Regions from separate parts of the Homo sapiens genome. Here region 2 is linked to region 1. A link is a loop called in an ENCODE intact Hi-C map of the cell type or tissue named here. Cell type or tissue: B cell. All regions are shown on one strand. Links, peaks and the distances in the headings refer to the core of each region. The heading gives the core; the rest is flanking DNA. Region 1 overlaps DMXL1 (Dmx like 1). Region 2 overlaps DMXL1 (Dmx like 1).

Evidence for each region. Peaks named below come from ENCODE experiments on the same cell type or tissue, not always from the same donor. Only the 100,000 strongest peaks of a DNase experiment are listed, where the experiment ranks them.
Region 2: it touches region 1 in a loop (1.9-fold over the local background); 2 of 110 quality-filtered maps call a loop at or near these places.

Annotation. Positions count from the first base shown.
Region 1 is chr5:119,219,025-119,221,956 of GRCh38, reverse strand. DMXL1 (Dmx like 1) reads right to left here. Exons shown (of 44, transcript NM_001290321.3): 36 at 1,364-1,485; 37 at 876-1,017. Among named protein-coding and RNA genes, the nearest start is that of MIR5706, 66 kb to the right of the region's middle. In B cell, for the core only: no CTCF peak of the experiment used is centred there; a DNase peak (open chromatin) is centred at 1,186; H3K27ac peaks cover 1,996 bases.
Region 2 is chr5:119,103,627-119,106,558 of GRCh38, reverse strand. It overlaps DMXL1 (Dmx like 1), which reads right to left. Exons shown (of 44, transcript NM_001290321.3): 4 at 1,301-1,379. Among named protein-coding and RNA genes, the nearest start is that of DMXL1, 34 kb to the right of the region's middle. In B cell, for the core only: no CTCF peak of the experiment used is centred there; no DNase peak of the experiment used is centred there.

The sequences.
Region 1 (2,932 bases), core at 244-2,743:
ATAACCTACGTAATAATAAAGGCTTGGAAGTACAAATATGAATCACATCTCTAGGTAATCAGGGCTAAAAAAGATCCTCCAACACTACAGAAAAATTATGTTTCAGTTCATTATTATATTGCTTTTTGCTTAACTTAAGAAATTATATATTGTTTTTGTTAAAAAAAAAAAAAGAATATTTGTCCTGGCATTTAAAAAAGTGATACTTAATATGGATATAGTTATTAATTGATATCCATTAAAAGATACCTAGACAAGGGGTTAGCAAACCTTTTTTTATAAAGGACTGGATAGCAAGTGTTTTGGCTTTATGGGCATTTACTTTCTGTTGCAGATACTCAATTCTGCCACTGTAGTGTGAAGGCATCCACAGACAAAATGGAAACAAATGACTGGCTGTGTTCCTATAAAACTTTATTTGTAAAAAAACACTGAAATCCAGTTTCATGTAATTTTCATGTGCCAAAAAATACTATGTTTGTTTTTTCAACTATTGAAAAAACAATGTATAAACCATTTCACTAAAATGTATACACCATTCTTAGCATATTAGCTATATAAAAACAGGTCATGGGTAATATTTGATCTATGGGGAACACCTTGCTGAAGCCTGATCTGAACCATGTTTCAAATAATTCTTAATTAAAATATAGCTCTTTGGTTTTCAAGCAAAGTATATTTTTAAAACAATTTATTATTACCCTTTCAAATGAAAACATACTAGTCTTCATTATCAAAATTTACAATTTCCAACATGTAAGACTTACTAAAACTTTAGGAATTAAGAAAAATGTTTTAAATCATCCTTTATCCATTAACCTAGAGGGAAAAATAAAAGTTACATATAACTTAAATTTATTTTTAACTTTACATACCACAGATGCTCCTCTGCCAGTCTGTGTACTACCAAGCCATGGCATGTTGATTGGAGTGCCAGGATTGCTATGTGTATATGGAGTTGTACCTTGAACAGCTGTTAAATCATCACGAGCATGTATAACCAAGAAATCTTCTGATCTATAAAGGAATGTCAACCAGAATAAAAACAACTCATCATTTCTTTCTTTTTTACACTTGAAAGGTCTAAAATTTGAATTTATAGTTCCCTTTAAAATTAATTTTCTTCAGCTCTTATTTGTAACTCACACACAATGACCTCATACCTCAACAATTTCTGTTCCCTTCACTTACTCTTCTCTCAGTTCCCTTATTTAAAGCTCTTGCCACCCCTCATTTAGCACATCAGCTTCTACTCTGCTTACAATCTATACATTGCTTTAAAGAATCTTTTGAAAGTTTTAGTTCAGTAAATATAGTCACTCATATTGCAACATTACTAAATAGAAACAAACTATGAAGGTACCCTTTGGTTTCCACTTCTATATCATCATCTACCCAAGTGTAGACCTGTGTGGCCAGAATTCCAGAAACATCCAGTTCTTGAACATCATGACTGGAAGCGATTGCTATGCAGTTTCTATTTGCCTGAAAAATAAGTCAAATGGTAATTTTAAAAGCAATAGGCAAAAGAGATAGTATATGAGCTGCTTTTGAAAATGGTAGTTTTGAAATAACCTCTAGCAGTGATAACTAAAGTACAGGATATACAGCATTCTTACTTTTAGTGAAATAATAAGCTTCAGTTTGGAGATACGTTTATGTTCTATGAAAAGTACATCCAATAGAAAGCCAGTATAAATGGCAATACATGCAGCATTTTATTTCCTCTCCCAGTACTGTTTTTCTAGACTGCTAGAATGCTATGATCGCTCTAAGGTATGCACAATTCAGAAATGTGGAGGAAGATGCTGAAAAAGATAGGAACCTGTAGGGTACAGAAAGGTGAGGGCAATAAGGAACTCCAAACTAAAAACATAATTATTAATTATTTAAATAAAACAAACTTTCTCCTAAAGCTTTTCAATCTTAGGCAAAAAAAAAAAAAAGAAGTGGGAAAGGGTCACAGAAAAAAGGTGTAGGGGCAGAAATATAGTGGGAGAAGTATGCCAGAAAAAGATCACAAATGAAAAGTTGCTAAGGTTAAATGACATGAAATTTTAAATGCCTATGAATCAAAAATGTACATCTTGGCTGGGGGCAGTGGCTCACGTCTATAATCCTAGCACTTTAGGAGGCTGAAGCAGGCAGACAGCTTGAGCTCAGGAGTTCGATAGTAGCCTGGGCAACATGGCAAAACACTGTCTCTACAAAAAATACAAAAATTAGTTGGGCATGGTGGCATGCACCTGCAGTCCCAGCTACTTGGGAGAATGAGGTGAAACGATTGCTTGAGCCCAGGAGGTCGAGGCTGCAGTGAGCTGACATTGCACCACAGCACTGGGCACCAGGCATGATACCCTGTCTCAATAAATAAATAAATAAATAAATTAATTAATTAATTAAATGTGTATCTTTGAAACAGAAAACAGGAAGATATTGACAGCAAAGAGAAAATAGGATTACCATTACTGTTATGTTAGATTTTAACACAAACTATTAAGAAAAAACTGAGACCTTAGAAATAAATGAAAAAATGATATAGCTAGATTATTGGGTGGTTATTCTCCATGGGTATCCCAAATTCTGCATGTTTTATAAGTGAGTCATGTCTGCCCTTTTTTCTGCAGTATAATTGCCAGGATGTTTGTATAACTATCGTCTCTCCCTCCAGAGCAAAGGGCAAGTATGCTTACTATCGATTATAAAAGATTTGGGTCCCCTAAACTCAGAGATCCTCTCCTGTAATATAACCTACTATGTGTGTAGGTAAGGTAGGTATCATCTGGCCCTCTTCCCGTCATTCTCTGGAAATTGTGGCTCAGGCAACCAGTGTAAAGTGCTGATTTTCTGGTTATTGCTTTTGCTGTTAGACATAAACTGTCCTTTGTCTCTGATCCAAGAGTCGTATGTCTTCTAACAGCATCCACTAAAA
Region 2 (2,932 bases), core at 101-2,600, 120 kb after region 1:
AGGTCTCCTATAACATGGTAAGGTCTTATCTCCTTACCACCACTGAGACTCAGCCCAGTGAAATACTAATCCTTATTATAATGTATCTTATGCTTTCTCTCTCTGTGCCTTCCCTCACTTTCGTAGAATGGTAAAAATGGCTCCCAATAAATTATGTCTCTCTGTGTTGATGCCTCCATGTAATATGACTTTGCCATATCTTTCATCAAGAGGGGGAGTCTATGTCTCCCAACCCTTAATATTAGCTGGACCTGTGACCATATAATGTGGCAGCAATAACATTCTGGGACTTCCTTGCAGCTTCTACTTTCACTCTCAGAATGCAGCCACCATGTAAAATCCAGGCTGCCCTGCTACAGAGGGCCACAGAAGAGGCCATGTGGAGGAGAACAAAGGCATTCCAGTAGATAGCAAGCAGCAAGGCCCAGATATGTGAACAAAGCCTTTCTTGGATCTTTTAGCTGCAGATAAACTGCTTCAGTCACTACCACATGGAACAATAGACAAGCCATTCCCACAGAGTCTTCCTGACCAAAAGAATCATAAGCAATAAAATGATGGATGTTTTAAGCCATCCATCATTTTGGAGGATGCTTTTCTAATGCAGAAATAGATAACTGATACATATATTCATTATATTTTCTTCCTTTTTTTTTTTTTTTTGAGACAGTTTCACTCTTGTTGCCCAGGCTGAAGTGCAATGGCATGAGCTCAGCTCACTGCAACCTCCACCTTCCAGGTTCAAACGATTCTCTAGCCTCAGCCTCCCAAGTAGCTGGGATTACAGGCATGCGCCACTATGCCCAGCTAATTTTTTGTATTTTTAGTAGAGACAGGGTTTCTCCATGTTGGTCAGGCGGGTCTTGAACTCCCAACCTCAGGTGATCTGCCCACCTCAGCCTCCCAAAGTGCTGGGAATACAGGCGTGAGCCACCACGCCTGGCATATATTTTCTTAAATTTCACTTTTTTCCTGTTCCATCTACCCAACTCTCATTGCTAAAGTCTGTTTACTCTCAGGTCCAAAGGCTCCTTTTCAATGAAACGTTAATTCTCCAGAGAAATATCTCTTTCCAAAAACAATGGGTATCCTATTATGGCACTTAGAACATTCTCTCATTTCTTACAGTGCATATCTGTCTTCATTTCAGTATAAACTCTAAAAGGGCATAATCCATTTTACTTCTTTGGTATTCCCCACAACCTCACACCCAGCAGAAGTGAAATACATAAGAGTAATAAAAATAAGAACAACTAGGCAAGTGATATTTCATTTTAGTTAATCCTGCTTATTTTCTTACCTGTGGGATCCCAGGTTATATTGTGTGCTATTGATTCCAGAAAAAATTGGCCACTTTTCTGCCACTGACTATATAATTCCTAAAATTAAGAAAAGTCATTTAGCCCATTATGATTGGCATATTTTCTCTGTCAAATGTGTACGTTTATGCTTGTTATTCTTACAATAACACAGGCAGTCAATTTTAAAGATAACAAAATGTTCAGTTCAGTCAACAAAAATAGAGAACACATGATAAAGAAGGTATGTGAGAGAATATCCATAACTGGTGGTCAAAATGCTATCTTTAGTATAAACAATCAATAACCATACGCTACCTTGGATAACAGTCTTAATAGCCTCAGATTTAATTATTACTTTATTATTACAGTTAAAAAGTTAATTTTAAATGTGTCTGTGGCTTTACTATTTGACATTTCCTTCTCTTTTACTGTTTTGTCCCCATCTGAGATCATAATAGTATGTGGGAAAATTCAGAATAAAAGATGTAACATTTTGATACTACTATATAATTTATGGCCTTACAACTTCTTAAAGCGAAATTTTTCCCTTTTTTTCTGCCTGCAAATCAGTAAGAAATACACAATGTATGCTGACCCAGAACACACACACATACAAATAAATATAACCTATGTTTGTCCTTATTACATGTGACATACTCTGATATTTTCTCTATTTCATTCTCTTTTTAAATTCGGGTTGTGGCCTACACTAAGTTGAGTTCACAGCCCAATTACAGATTGAGATTCATACTCTCTTAATGTGGTGGCTCTCAAACTTTGGTACAACAAATAATAGCCTGAGATGTTACTAAAAATTCAAATTTCCGAGACCTGTGCCCAAAAATTCAGGTTCAAAAGCTTCAGGATGGGGCACAGAAACCTGTACTTTAACACCCCAGGTGATTTTGACATAGGTGACCTACAGAATATGCTTTCATGAAACACTGCCTTGCAGGAATGTCTTTCAATCACAGTACATACCAGAACCCTCTCTAGAACAAGACATATAAGTGCATAGACACAATCCCACAGCTACAGATGTAGAAATTCCCAGAGCAGGATTTGGGCACATGTATCCAATGGTAGTTGTGATGTGCAACTCTCATGAAGACCACCACCTCACAAGAATACTCCATAATATACAAAGAAAAGGAAAGAATATATTTTTACAAGGATCTAAACATTCTGAAACTATATTTTAGAATCATAGATTTTATACATCTTTCAAGTCTATAACTTCACCATTTGATCCACTTTTGCCCTTCTTCATCAAGTTTTTTATTGTCCTTTCTGCAAAGTCAGTGCTGATAAGCCAATAAACCAGCCTCTTTTTGAGTTTTATACATTACATTCATCAATTATAATTAGGAAAGGAGAAAATGGGCAAACATTGAAATTCTCTATTCTATCCTTCCCAATAAAGGCATTTTAACATAACATACTGATTTTCAAAAGCTACTTATTTTATTTAATAAATATTTATTGAGTACTGAAATACACTGTTCTGGGCTGGGTGGGGTAATCGCCTTAAAAAATTCTTTTTAGTACTGCCAATTACTAATTCTTAAGGCTTTAAGAGGCTCAAATAGTGGATTCACTAGGCAATCTATAAAAACAAATAGAAATCAGAA